4 separate regions of the Homo sapiens genome follow, and all the other regions are linked to region 3. The links are chromatin contacts, found by Hi-C or POLR2A ChIA-PET in ENCODE. All regions are on one chromosome and are shown on one strand. The core of a region is the stretch at or near the end of the contact, and the rest is flanking DNA. Distances in the headings are between cores, read along the strand shown. Region 1 holds the start of LINC02665 (long intergenic non-protein coding RNA 2665). Region 2 overlaps SFMBT2 (Scm like with four mbt domains 2). Region 3 overlaps SFMBT2 (Scm like with four mbt domains 2). Region 4 has its middle 39 kb from the start of LINC02642.

Region 1 (3,197 bases), core at 482-2,981, 160 kb before region 3:
TATTCTTCCTGTCTTTTTTTAGGTATCTATTTTTTTTCTTACTTGAAATGCTATTTGGCATTCTACAAAGCATTCAAATGAGGAATTCTGAGTGCATCTCCAAGATCCACCTGCACTTCCTCATTCAGCCCCTTTATAACTAATGTTTGTGCCAGAGGCCATCTCGAGTCTGTGGCCATAGGTGTGTGGCATTTAGTGACCTTCGAGAAGCTCAAAACAATGATCTAAGGACAGACAAGACGTTAAAAGACAACCCACGGAATGGGAGAAAATATTTGCAAATCATATATCTGATAAGCGTCCAGTCTCCAGAATGTATAAAGAACAACTCAGCGATAAAGACAAGCAATCCAATTGTAAACTGGGCAAAGGATTTAAATAAACATTTCCCCAAAGAAGATGTACAGATTCCAATGAGCACGTGAAAAGATTCTCAGCATCATTAGTCACTAGGGAAATGGAAATCAAAATCACAGTAAGTTTCCATTTCACATCACTAGGATGGCTATAATTTCAAAAGAAAAAAGCAAAATTAACAAGTGATGGCAAGAAAGTTATCAGAATCCCCCTACATCGCTGGTATGAATATAAAATAGTGCAATCATTGTGAGAAAAATCTTGGCAGTTTCTCAAAATGCTAAACATAGATTTACCATATGACCCAGCAATTCTACTCCTAGGTATACACCCAAGAGAACTGAAAACACATCTTCACACAAGAACTTGTACAGGGATGTCCACAGCAGCATTATTCATCATAGGCAAAAAGTAGAAACAACCAGATGTCCACTGACTGCTGAATGAATAAATAAAATGTAGTGTATACATACAATGGAATAAAAAGAAACAAAGTACTCCTCCATGCTGAAACACAGATGAATCTTGAAAAAATTATTCTAAGTGAAAGCAGCCAGACATAAAAGACCATGTATTATATGATTACATTTATATAAAGTGGCAAGAATAGGCAAATCCATAGAAGTACATTAGTGGTGGCCAGAGACTAGGAGGAGGAAGTTTGGGAGTGACTGCCAATGGTGTGGAGTTTCTTTGGGGAAGGCTAGAAATCTTCAAGAATGAGAGTGTGAGGGTTGCGCAGCATTGTGAGTACACTAAAACCACCTTGATGCACACTTACAAATGTGAAAAGTATAAAACCATACACTGCGGATTTTATGTTATATAAATTTTATATCAATAAAAGTAACGTGGCAGGGCACCGTGGCTCATGCCTGTAATCCCAGCACTTTGGGAGACCAAGACAGGTGGATCACTTGGGGTCAGGAGTTCGAGACCAGCCTGCCCAACATGGTGAAACCGTGTCTCTACTAAAAATACAAAAATTAGCTGGGCGTGGTGGTGCACACCTGTAGTCCCAGCTACTGGGGTGGCTGAGGCAGGAGAATCGCTTGAACTCGAGAGGCAGAAGATCGCACCATTGCACTCCAGCCTGGGTGACAGAGCAAGACTCCATCTCAACAAAAAGAAAAAAAGGTAATTACAAAATACAAACAAAGAAGGCTTAGCCCCATTATCACCAAGTACCCTCTAAACTAACCATCTTAACTAACTTAACCAGAACAGAACCGAGCTCTATGGAGACAGCTGTTCAGAAAAGGCAGAATTTTAGCCTCTTTCCTTTGTGAAGTAAGTATGAGTTCACAGGAGGCTCTTCCCACGTATTGACTACCTTTCTCCAGTGCTGTACCACGTACGGATGGACAATAAAAATGCCACTAACCTCTCCTCTATATTTTTTCCAGGGATAATTCTGATACAAAAAAAAAAAAAGCATTGTTGGTAGCATGCATTGGGTGTTCAATAAATGTCACCAGTCAGGAATAAATGTCACCAGTCAAGAATAATCATGAAGGAAAGACAGGAAAGTGGGTGCCTTGAGGAGGCTCTGGAAAAGAGATAAGGTGAGACGTTTGCTTCTTTGTATCTTGTGTTAGTTCCTTTCCAAGATGCAAATCCTCCCCATCATATGCTCGCTAAAAGCCCTGCTCCATGTTAGAAACAGCCCTCAAAGTTTACCTGAGCCCAAGGCCGCATGGGTGGAGTTGGCGCCTGGTTGCCCCGGCCAACTCCGGGGCTTCTCGGAAAGGGGAGAGCCTCCTCACATCCCACATCGCCCAAGGACCTGAGATGGCCCCCTCTAGGGAGGACTGTTCTCCTGGGAGGAAGGAACCGCTTGTCGAGAGGGAAGGAAGTGAGGAGTGAATTTGTCAGGGGAGGGAGCTTGATGACACCGTATTCCAAGAGAAAGCAGTGGCATTAAAGGCACTGGAGGTGTTGCACAGGGAGTTTAAGACTTCTGAGGGCAGCCGTCACCTACCCCACAATTCTGCCTCAGCCTGGCCCTGCGCATCATCTCCTAAGGGGAGGTGGCCTCGGGCTCCAGAAATAAATAGCACGGTCCCGGCACTCTCTACTTTAAACTCTCCACTCCGGCCACGGTGAGCAGCCCCTCACGCCCCACCCGTGACTCTTTCTTCACCTCCGTTCCTGTGTGACCTCAAACAAGTCCTCAGTGTCTTACCCTCGGTTTCTTCTTCTCCCCAGTGGGGCTAATAGCACTGGCCCAGAGGCCATGTAGTGGAGAACTTCCAATCTCCCAGCACACCACCTGGGGGACGGTGCATCCTCCTGGAAAGTGAACCACACACACAGCTCCACTGGAAACAGGAGACTTCCGCCAAACATGAGACAAGGGGCCTGGAATATTTCAGTTGTGTCCTATTAGGTGCTCCGCTAACATTCTGCTTTCTCTTCTGAGCCGTCAATACGCTGGTAAGTATTCACTTACAGCCTATGCTCCCCAACGGACTACAAAATCCAGCAGGTGCCACGGAACTCACGGTCACTGCTCCATTCCCAGCCCCAGCACGGGTGGAAGATGCCCCCTACACATTTCAAGCCGACTAATCACAGGGGAAGAAACACGGCTTGTTTTAACCGCTTTCTACGGGCTTCTTATGCCTTCAGTCTGCGCGTTCCTGCAGAGTCACCTCTGAAGGGGGAACCAGATTATCCAAAGCTTCTGGCTCTCATACCAGGTGGGCTTATGTAAACTGTCTCAGGGTCCTCATTCGTAAATAAAGGACTTAAACTACGTGGTCTCTGAAGTCTTCCTTCAGTTCCCCCATGGGAAGCCACAGGCTAGGTTTTCAAAGTCACTCACGGCTCCTTAATTC
Region 2 (3,367 bases), core at 92-2,591, 130 kb after region 3:
TAAAAGCAAGTCTGTCCGTCCAACCGCACACATAACCACCACCAAGTCCACCAAGAATGTACCTGGAATCCCACGAAGGACAAGATGCAAATATCAACAAGGATAGGAAGGCGAGCTTGGGTGGGCCGGGGGGTGCATCAAAGCGGAACAGAAAATTAGGAGAGGCTCAAGAGGAAATGCCCAGAGGAGCCGAGGATAAGAGGAAACCAAAGGAGGATGGGCATGGTGGCTCACGTCTGTAATCCCAGCACTTTGGGAGGCTGAAGCGGGCAGATCACTTGAGGCCAGGAGTTTGAGACCAGCCTGGCCAACATGGCGAAACCCTGTCTCTATTAAAAATAGGAAAAAAAAAAAAAAAAACCAATTAGCTGGGTATGGTCGTGTGCACCTGTAATCCCAGCTACTCAGGAGGCTGAGGCAGAAGAATTGCTTGAACCCGGGAGGCAGAGGTTGCAGTGAGTTGAGATGGCTCCCACTGCACTCCAGCCTGGACGACAGAGCAACTCTGTTTCAAAAAAAAAAAAAAAAGGTAGAAAAGCCATTAAACGTGGAGGTACCAGCAGCAAACAGCATGGCAGACCCTTGGGAAAAAGTCTAAGGTGCCTCAAGGGAGAGGGTGGGAGACAGGAACGTGGAGCAAGCGGCATCACGCCCATTCATCCCCAAATATGTACTGATCCCCCATTCCATGTCAGGCACTGTTCCAGGCATGCGAAGGCATCTGTAACAAAACAAAACAAAAAATTCCTGCCCTGGTAGAGATCTCATCCTAATTGGGAGAAAGAGCCAATGGAGTTTTTTTTTTTTTTAATTAGTAGGTGATATAGCCTGTTAGATGGTGATAAGTGCTATAGGGAAAAATGAAGCAGAAAAGATCAGGCAAACAAAGAAGGATGATGATGATGATGATGATGATGATGATGATGATGATGATGATTGAGATGGAGTATTTGCTCTTGTTCACCCAGGCTAGAGTGCAATGGCCCAATCTTGGCTCACTGCAACCTCCACCTCCCAGGTTCAAGCAATTCTCCTGCCTCAGTCTCCCGAGTAGCTGGGATTACAGGTGCACCTGACCATACCCAGCTAATTTTTTTTTTTTTTTTTTTTTTTTGTATTTTAGTAGAGACGGAATTTCACCATGTTGGCCAGGCTGGTCTCAAACTCCTGGCCTCAAGTGATCTGTCCGCCTCTGGCTCCCAAAGTGCTAGGATTATAGACATGAGCCACCACACCCCACCAGAAGGATGATAATTATTTACATGACAGTCAGGCAAGACCTCAGGAAGTGATATCTGAACAAAGACTTGGGGTGAGAACAGAGAGGCAGGCTGAGCCCAGGTGAGAAGAGAATGTTTGCTACAGTAAGGGCCCGAGCCCTGCGTGTCACTCTGCAGATGGAGTGGATGTGGCAGGGTGTTCCAGGAAGTGAAATGATCAGGTTTGTTTCAGAAAAAGCACTCAGGGAGCCATAGGCGAGATGGATGAATGGAAACAAACTAAAAACATGGAAGTGCAGGCAAGGGTGTGAACTAAGACAGTGGAGAAGAAATGAAGGGAACAGGTCCAAGAAGTATTTGAGAGGCCCCATCAACAGAACGCCGTAGAAATTATGTTAACAAAATGCAATCTTTTCACAGCACACAGTCACAGTTCCTAGAATAAATTACTTCACTTTCCACAGCAACTAATGGAACCTATGCAGTGTCTGTGGAAACAGATAATTCTTGGGGAAACCTATCAAATATGAGAATAATAACCCACTTCACAGGAATTTCTATTTACATTCAATGGGATGTTTTTGGGGGGTTAGAGGGGCAAATCTTGGTGGTGACAACTGCTCCACCCATAAGCTTTGCAAAATAGAAACAGTATATTTTTAAAAAGCCTTTTCCTAACTACAACACCCTAACCCCCCAAAAAGGCTATTATTAAAAGAAAGCGTATTTCCTTTTGTTTCTTAAGCTATACGTAATTTCAAGAACAAAGTAAAAGTGTCTATTAATTAAAGTAACAGTTTTTTCCAAAGACAATACAAAAAACATTCAGAAGACTGGGCTTATAAAAGGTAACTTCCTGTTTTATACAATACACTTTGTGGTTTTGTACAAAGTTAACTCTACTATAATAGGCTCCTTTTGTCTCTGTTGGACAACAGAATTCTAGTACTGGAACTTCTTACAAGAGTTGTCTTGGACCAGTGAAAAGAACAGAGAGCTTGCAGAATAAGGGAATAACAAGCTATGTGGCTGTGTGACATAAACAAATTACTTAACCTCTCTACTCCTTGAATTTCTCATCAGTTCAATCAGAAAGCTTGATGAGATGCAATCACCCCTTTCAAATCTAAAATTTTATCAATCCAGGTGTTATTATGATTCATTGTACATTTTCTGCATTCAGATTATCCCTTTATGTTTGAAGCAAATTTAATACAATAAGCATCCTCCCCTCTCAACCCTATCTTTCCTTCTCCTTTCACTTGAGGTATAGTCAAAGAATAGAGTAATGCTAGCACAGGCTAAGCAAAGCCTTGTTAGGAAGAACACGAGTGAGAAAGAACATGCATTAGATATTACTCTTCAACTAGCCAAACATAACTGGGGGCTCATTATCTATGTTGAATGCATCTAGACCAGCACTGCCTGATCTATATCTGCTTGGTCCAGTACAGTAACCACTAGCCACACGTTGGCTACAGTGCACTGGAAGCGTATCTAGTACTGTTGAGGACCTGAATTTTAATTTTAATGACCTTGAATTGAACTAGGCACATGTGGGTAGAAGGTGGGCAGCCCAGCAAGCCACTGCACTGGAGAGCCGTATTTGAGGGCTTGGAACATGTCCTAAACAACCATCAATTCTTGGCTGTCTTAAAAGTTTTAATGTAATAATGTCAAGCTAGTTAAAACTCATGAATTTTTAAATCTAAGAAACTTCAAAAGGAGACTTAACAGTTTCCCCCTAATATTCCACAAATGATTCACGGCAAACTTCCTAACACAGCATAGGTTTTTATTAAATCAGCTGCATTTTTATATCAATGGAAAATGTCAAAGGAGAAACATCTTAGAAACTATTACGTGTGTCATACAAAGACTATTTGCTTTTTTTCATTCATTTATAAATTCAGGAAAATCATTCCGCCTCAAAAATGTAGTCATGTACCAAGTTTTTCTATAAAGAAAAAAAAGTCCATGAATATGGCTATTAATAAATCAGTTAAATGTCAGTGGCTTATAGACACTTATTAAAAGGGGAAAAGTTTGCTCAAGTCTTATGACTCCTCATTACCCATTTGCCTCTAACTAGACACTACAGAACAGTAATCTGAGACTGTAAAATTTAAATGCATCAAATCAATCAT
Region 3 (3,480 bases), core at 439-2,938:
GTAGCTGTGCATTCAATCAAGTTAAAAAATAGTAATGAGAAATTTAGGACCGTAGTATCATAGATCACAACCTGAACCACACAATTTACAACAGGCAGGATGTGGTGGACGCTGAGGGGGCCCCTAAATGCATTAACTCAACTGCTGTCATGGAAACATGACGCCAGCATGCTTCACAGAAAGAAGCAAGAGCTGGGAAGGCGCAAAACTTCTCCACCCAGCAGTCTGAGCTTCTGTTTTGCCCTTCCCAGACACCAACGTGGAGGCCAGTAAACACAGAGAGCTTGCAAACCCCTCTACGTGCTCTGCCACAAGTGGGAAGCCTCCCCACTGGAAAGTGCCCACTGCCAAGCAGCCTGGACTGGATCTAATAACAGCTTCAGTCTCCAGAGCCTTCCTCACACCCCAGCTGCCCTCGGCTCCCTCCATCAACCACTTCCAGGTGAGAAACAGGGATGGTCAGCCTCAACACTATTGGCCTTTGGGGGCCAGAATCTTTGTTGGGGGGCTGTTCTGCCACTGTAGGATGTTGCAACTGCATCTCTGGGGTCTATCCACTAGATGCTGACTGCATCCCCCACCTGGGACAACTGAAATGTCTCCTGGCTTTGCCACATGTCCACTGAAGGGCACATGCCCCTGGCCCCTGAGTTGAGGACCACTGATTCAGATTCGGTTAAGAGAGAAGTCAGGTATCGCTGATGAGACACCTGACCTTGTGGTCTCCTCCCCCTACACTTCTGATGAGCTTCCTCAGCATCAGTGGATTCTCTCTGCCTCTGTCTCCAGCATTAACTCACTCTAGTACCCACCCTTCAGCCCCTTGGTGTGATCAGCAGTGCCAACCAACCCTGTTAATTTTGACTCACTCTGATGCTGTCTCAGCAAGAACTGGAAATTCACACTTACATTTGTGCCAGTCTACACTGCAGACCCGGTGCTGCCAGTCTACACTGCAGACCTGGTGCTGCTGTTACCCTCCCACTGCCTCCACTTTGAATGTCTAGTGTATAAGATTCAAAGATGCTGTTATGAATGACAGCAATAACCATAAACAATGGTGACCACAATATGGTGGTACAAGAGGTGCTTTGCATGCACAGGACAATAACAATAACTCAAGTACTCCTTAACCCACTGCCTACTACCACTATGGCAGCAATGGGTTCTCTGTTTGCAAGGAGTAAGCAATCATTTCCAACCTACAGACAAGCAGACCAGTCACCTGAAATGGTACTGGTCCCCAAGGAAGCCTTTATCTATTAAAGGGCCTTCTCACACAAAGACCAGACAGAAAACCCTACTCGACCTGGTATAAACCATAAGGAAATCCATTATCTCACACAGCAAAGGGGTCCAGAGAAAAGGCAAGTGAATAGAAAAGCCTGGTGAACAGAGCCATGAGCAATGTCAGAAATGGCCTCGGTTCTTTTCATCCTCCTCCTTCCACACCCTAAATATGACAGCTTTCCCCAGTCCAGCTCCTCCCTTGTGGGCTCAAGATGGCTGCAGAAACTCCAGGCCTCTCAGGCAGAGCAAGGCCCCCTCTTCCCTATGCTGCTTCTTCAAAGCAAGGAAACCTATTCCAGAAACTACCAGCAGATGTCCTCATTTATTACTGACCCAAATTGGTCACAAATCTCTCCCTAAGCCAATCACTGACAAGAAAAATGGGGCCACTCTTCCGGCTTACACCACTGGTTCTAATTCTACACAGGCGGCATCTACCACATTCCCCAGTGCAGACAGTTATTTGGCAAGGGGCAGGGGCAGTTGTCACTTAGTACAATAAAAAAATCATCCTGGCCAAAATCCCAGGAGAGCCCTCGTCAAAAGCAACTGAGTAATAAGGAGTTGAGCAACATACTCCAGTTCAAATACCATACTGAATAGGCAACACTGAATACTCTCAGAATTCATTTTCTGGTTCTTTGTTATAATAATACTGAGTTTGCGCAGTCTTTAAATACCCCAGTTTAACAAAGAAACATTAAAAAAAAAAAAGTGTGGCCTTGGGTTTGAGGTACGTCTGTGCATCCTGGCTCACCCATGGTCTCTCTGTATGAGGTATGACTAGAAATTAACTTCTCTGAGCCTGGCAATTCCTGAACTTAACCAGTAAGACTCCTGTGCCTCTCGAGTCAGGTTACTGTGGGGATGTGAGATAGTATATGCACAGTACCCAGCACAAGGTCTGCAGCCCGTGGGTGCGAATCACTAGAAACGCTCACCAATTCACTGCAACACTTTCCAATGAAGAATGGTTTTTGAGTTCCTATGATTCATCTATGGCTTCAATTATGTTTTTCCTTCGTACCTTTTTATGCTATCCCGAAAGGTCTGAAAGGTTAATGCATATTCCAAAAACGTCCTCAAGGTGAGTGGCTTATCACACAGAAAGCCAGGGTTTGTAACACTCTGGCCATGCCTTGGCTCCCTGTCCCATTGTTTATAGACCTGCAGTCTCTCAGAATCTTCGGATGCTCAGCAATGACTGAGGATCAGGGAGTGCATGAATCAGTACAGACTCACAGGCGAAATGACCAAATGTTCTGATCCCTTTGCCGGGTGGGGGTTACGTATGCAGGCATGTCTGGATGGATTTACTTTTAGGAGAATCCAGATGCCGGCAGGGAAAAGAATAAATCCTGTTGTGATCTAGAGACTTTGCAGGTCACCACAAGTGCAAGATCTTGTTAAATATTAAGGAGCTTTAAAGCAGGTTTCCACTCTCCTAAACTGAGCCTTTCCTTTCATCAAGTTGTTAAGTGCAGGACATCATATATTCATGTAAAGGTTTATCTGACATGTTCGTGCTGGCCTTTCTGGTTATAAATGGCACTGGCGACAAAACTGGAGGCAGATTTTATCTTATCCTTGACTTTATGTCATTGAGACAGGCAGATTCAAAGTAGGGTGGCTGGCGGAAGGACGGAAGAGAGAAAGCTCAGGAATGAACAGTCCCCACACCTTTTATTGACACCCAGCAAAGTAGGCCAGCCTCCTCAGTGTGCCCTCCCTGGGGGCAGGGGTGACAGCGCTGAAGGGCAAGGCCCGGTGGCATGGCCACACCACTGGGCTCCCCTTATTACATGGGGTCCTCATTTTCCATTAGCTCTCAAACCTCTGAAGTCCTAAAGTTAAAAGAGAGAAGCTCAAACTTCTCTTTACATCAGGTTTCTCCCTGGAGCAAGTGTCTGTTCATGAAAGGCACTACGGGGCTTAAACGGGTGGCCTAACTTGCAAAAGGATTGGTGGTTTTTTAATGTTTTTTGGAGGGGGGATGGGGGAGCCACCTCCAAACAATTTTACCGTGGCTTAAATCCACAATAAGATCTTCTGTAGATAAAAGAATTATAATCTTTTCTTAATTATTTTTATTAATAGAGAATGGAATAGAAAATGGCCCAAAAAATAAAAAATCAGGCACAATGATCACTTTGAAATGTGTCTAGTTTTATAAACAAGAGATGTATCCCC
Region 4 (3,438 bases), core at 856-3,355, 250 kb after region 3:
GCCAATTTCAGTTAGGAGTGCTCTCTCTTACAGACTAAGGGTATTTAAGGGCTTTAGGGAGGGGGAGCTTATCACAGGCTCAGAATGTTTCTGTATGAAGGAGAGTTTTATTGTAGGTTTGGAATGTCTCTGGTTGGAGTTGGGGTTATCTCAGGGTTGGCATGTTTCTGGTCGGAGCAGGTTTTCTAAGGGTTGAAATGTTTCTGTTCATGCTGACATTAGCCATCAGGCTGATGTTTTGGGGCTGGATTTAGGGGAACTTAAAATGGCAGTGTTTGTCCAAGATGGCGATGCTCCTGATGTGTCAAATAGGAAGGGGCACAATTGCTGGATCCCATGGTAACTGTATATTTAGCTTGGTGAGAAACTGCCAAACTGTCTCCAAAGTGGCTGCACCATTTTGCATTCCCAGCAGCAGTGAATGAGAGTTCCTGTTGCTCCACCTCCTCACCAGCAATTTATGTTGTCAGTGCTCTGGATTTTGGCCATTCTAACAGGTATAATATAATAGTGTGTAGTGGGAACTCACTGTTGTTTAATATGTATTTCCATGATGATATATGAGGAGGAGCATCTTTTCATATGTTTCTTTGCCATCTGTGTGCTTTCTTTGGTGAGGTGTCTGTTCAGATATTTTGTCCATTTTTAACCAGGTTTTTTATTCTCTTATAGTTGAATTATAAGAATTCTTTGTATATTTTGGATAATGATTCTTTATTAGATGTGACTTTTGCTATGTTTTCTCCCAGTCTGTGGCTTGTCTTCTCATTCTTTTGACAGTGTCTTTCTCAAAGTACAAGTTTTAGTTCTAATGAAATTCAGCTTCTCAGTTACTTCTTTCATAGATCATGCCTTTGGTGTTATATCTAAAATGTCATCACCAAACCCAAGGTCATCTAGATTTTCTCCTATTTTTTATGGTTTTGCTTTTACATTTAGGGTCTATGATCCATTTTGAATTACTTTCACACAGGATGTATGGTCTGTGTCTATATTCTTTTTCTAAAAAACATGTGGATGTCCAGTTTTTCCTGTAACATTTACTGAAAAGACTAGTGCAGTGTTCTGATTTTTTAAATACCTTTTTCCAGAAGACTTCCTTCACTTTAGTCAAGAAAGGACATAACACCAACACACAGTTCCGGAAAAGCTGTTTTCTGCAGATAAGGCTAAACGGCATGATCTAATTATGTCTGATGTTCTGGGTCTGTCCTGGGATAAAATCTAGAGTATTGGTTCCCCAGACTGTACCACTGATTAAAATCATCTGGCACACGTCACTCCTGGCTCTGCTTCTGTGTTCTGCCTCTTCGCCGTGTTTCCAAGATCTACTCCTATTCCAAGGTCTTGAACACCATCTACTCACTCCTCAGTGACTTCAGCTGCACATAGACGCCTAGGACAGTGCTTGCCTTTATCACTCACATAGTATAGAATGTTTCATGATACTTGAAGCACAAACTCCTCTCTCTCCTACTGGAAAAGATAACTATCTCTCCCACTCAACTATGTTTCTTGGTGGCAGGGACAATATCATTAATTCTTTGTATTCAATACAATTCTTAGTACAGAACACACACCTTAATACAGCAGTCCCCAACCTTTTTGGCACCAGGGACTGGTTTTGTGGAAGACAATTTTTCCACAGACAGTGGAGGGGAGATGGTTTCGGGATGATTCAAGTGCTTTACATTTATTGTGCACTTTATTTCTACTGTTATTACCTTGTAATATATATAATGAAATAATCATACAACTCATCATCATGTAGAATCAGTGGGAGCCCTGAGCTTGTTTTCCTGCAACTAGACAGTCCCATCTGGGGGTGATGGGAGACAGCAACAGATCAACAGGCATTAGATTCTCATAAGGAGTGCACAACCTAGACCACTCACATGTGCAGTTCACAAATAGGGTTTGCTCTTGTGTGGGAATCTAATGCTCCTGCTGATTAGGCAGGAGGTGCAGGTGGACAGCTTCCTCAGAGGGATAAGGGCAACTTGTCCGTTGTCACAGAAAGGAAGAAAGAAATAGGAGGGACGCAGCTGCAAGCCCGTGTGTTGTTCCATGGCAGGAAGTCGAAGAGGGTCTCAGGGACAGGAGGTGGAGCTCAGGCGGTAACATGAGCCATGGGGAGTGGCTGTAAATACAGATGAAGCTCACTCCCCACTCACCTCCTGCTGGGTGGCTCAGTTCCTAACAGGCCACCTGTCCGCTAGTGGTTCATGGTTCAGGAGTTGGGGACCCCTGCCTTAATACATGCTTGTTAGTTAATTGATTGATTGGGAAAGTTCTCGTGAAAAAGAATGAGTGAGAAGCTGCTGACCTGTGAAAACCTTTGTACTAACATGATCTTTTAAATACCACAAAGGAAACTGTGACTTTATCAAAGCAATTAAATCCAAATTCTTTTTCTTGGTAAATGTGTTACTTTGCAAATGTCAAATGTGCAACCAGGAGGTTGTCAAACAAAAATGTGTTTGCTGCAATGTATATTTAGTGTGTATATATACACATGTATGCATATTTATGTGCTTGTATATGTATATACATGTTTGTATATGTATATACATATATTTATATATGTATATACATGTTTGTATATGTATATACATATATTTGTATATACATGTTTGTATATGTATATACATATATTTATATATGTATATATATTTATATATGTATGCATGTGTGTAGACTAGAAAAATATTAATCCTTGCAATTTTTCATTTATAAATCATTACCCTAGTAATTACCCTAGTAATGATTTATAAATTAGTCCAATTTTCAAAGTTAAATATGTGAACTTAATGGGTACCATTCATTTACTCACAAATATTGAATGAGGTTAGTACAAGGCTGGCATGGACCCTCTTCTCAAGACCCATTTAAAGGATGTTGCTATCATAGAAATGTATTTGGAAGTCATTAATACAAAATCAAAAGAAAGCCTTTGAAGTGTATTTTTTGTCTATTCAGAAAACCTGTCTGACAATTTTTTAAAATGCACACGTCCCATCCTCACGAGGTTATTTTCCCTTCTGGCCTAGCCCAGCACTGTTTGTTTAGTGTTACGCATATCCCTGGACTATTTAACACAGCTCCTGCTCAGTATAATGTCTTGTTTCCTGTGTGCAGATAAATGCACCACTTTTTAACAACATGTTGTAGCATTAGAGATTGCCAGCTTCAACAATGTAAGTTTTTTTTTTTCCCCATGTAGCCAGGAACTGGATCAATAAAGTAAAAGTATAATGACTTTCCCTGCTTTATTTTAGTAGGTTATGTGATACTATTTGCTTTTTCAGTGTTAGTCAATATTGGTGTCTCCAGGGAGGAGGAGCTGATATCTCTTCCCTAAATCCATTTCTCCACAATCTTAAATTAAAAGGATAAGACAAAGCCAAGACAAAGGACATGGACTGGTGCTGCGGATTT

The links. Hi-C counts contacts between places; a loop is a spot of excess contacts on that map. ChIA-PET counts read pairs that join two places held with the same protein, here RNA polymerase II (POLR2A). Pooled maps may share reads with other maps.
Region 1: a loop to region 3 is called in a map of prostate gland, with 2.5 times the contacts of the local background. The contact joins the promoter of LINC02665 here to the enhancer-like site in region 3. A Hi-C loop is called at or near these places in 3 of 168 maps with a recorded cell type or tissue (prostate gland, sigmoid colon and transverse colon) and 3 of 50 pooled maps. POLR2A ChIA-PET finds 5 or more read pairs at or near these places in 1 of 52 experiments (H1).
Region 2: a loop to region 3 is called in a map with no recorded cell type, with 3 times the contacts of the local background. The contact joins two enhancer-like sites. A Hi-C loop is called at or near these places in 1 of 168 maps with a recorded cell type or tissue (PC-3), 2 of 37 single-sample maps with no recorded cell type and 10 of 50 pooled maps. POLR2A ChIA-PET finds 5 or more read pairs at or near these places in 3 of 52 experiments (PC-9 and activated naive CD4-positive, alpha-beta T cell).
Region 4: a loop to region 3 is called in a map with no recorded cell type, with 2.2 times the contacts of the local background. The contact joins two enhancer-like sites. A Hi-C loop is called at or near these places in 1 of 168 maps with a recorded cell type or tissue (sigmoid colon), 8 of 37 single-sample maps with no recorded cell type and 6 of 50 pooled maps.

The regions. Positions count from the first base shown.
Region 1 is chr10:7,094,561-7,097,757 of GRCh38, forward strand. LINC02665 (long intergenic non-protein coding RNA 2665) reads left to right here and starts at 1,732. Exons shown (of 3, transcript NR_184104.1): 1 at 1,732-1,922; 2 at 2,566-2,793; 3 at 2,882-3,116. The region is part of intron 1 of LOC105376387 (a long non-coding RNA gene); the gene reads right to left.
Region 2 is chr10:7,387,435-7,390,801 of GRCh38, forward strand. The region is part of intron 1 of SFMBT2 (Scm like with four mbt domains 2); the gene reads right to left. Among named protein-coding and RNA genes, the nearest start is that of SFMBT2, 22 kb to the right of the region's middle. Within about 2 kb of position 1,342, at least 4 of the 41 ENCODE cell types and tissues checked have a DNase peak (open chromatin) inside an H3K27ac peak, as active enhancers do.
Region 3 is chr10:7,258,968-7,262,447 of GRCh38, forward strand. The region is part of intron 7 of SFMBT2 (Scm like with four mbt domains 2); the gene reads right to left. Among named protein-coding and RNA genes, the nearest start is that of SNORD129, 74 kb to the left of the region's middle. Within about 2 kb of position 1,689, at least 12 of the 41 ENCODE cell types and tissues checked have a DNase peak (open chromatin) inside an H3K27ac peak, as active enhancers do; they include prostate gland, where a contact is called at or near this core.
Region 4 is chr10:7,510,571-7,514,008 of GRCh38, forward strand. No RefSeq gene overlaps it. Among named protein-coding and RNA genes, the nearest start is that of LINC02642, 39 kb to the left of the region's middle. RefSeq lists a silencer at 2,161-2,270. Within about 2 kb of position 2,106, at least 2 of the 41 ENCODE cell types and tissues checked have a DNase peak (open chromatin) inside an H3K27ac peak, as active enhancers do.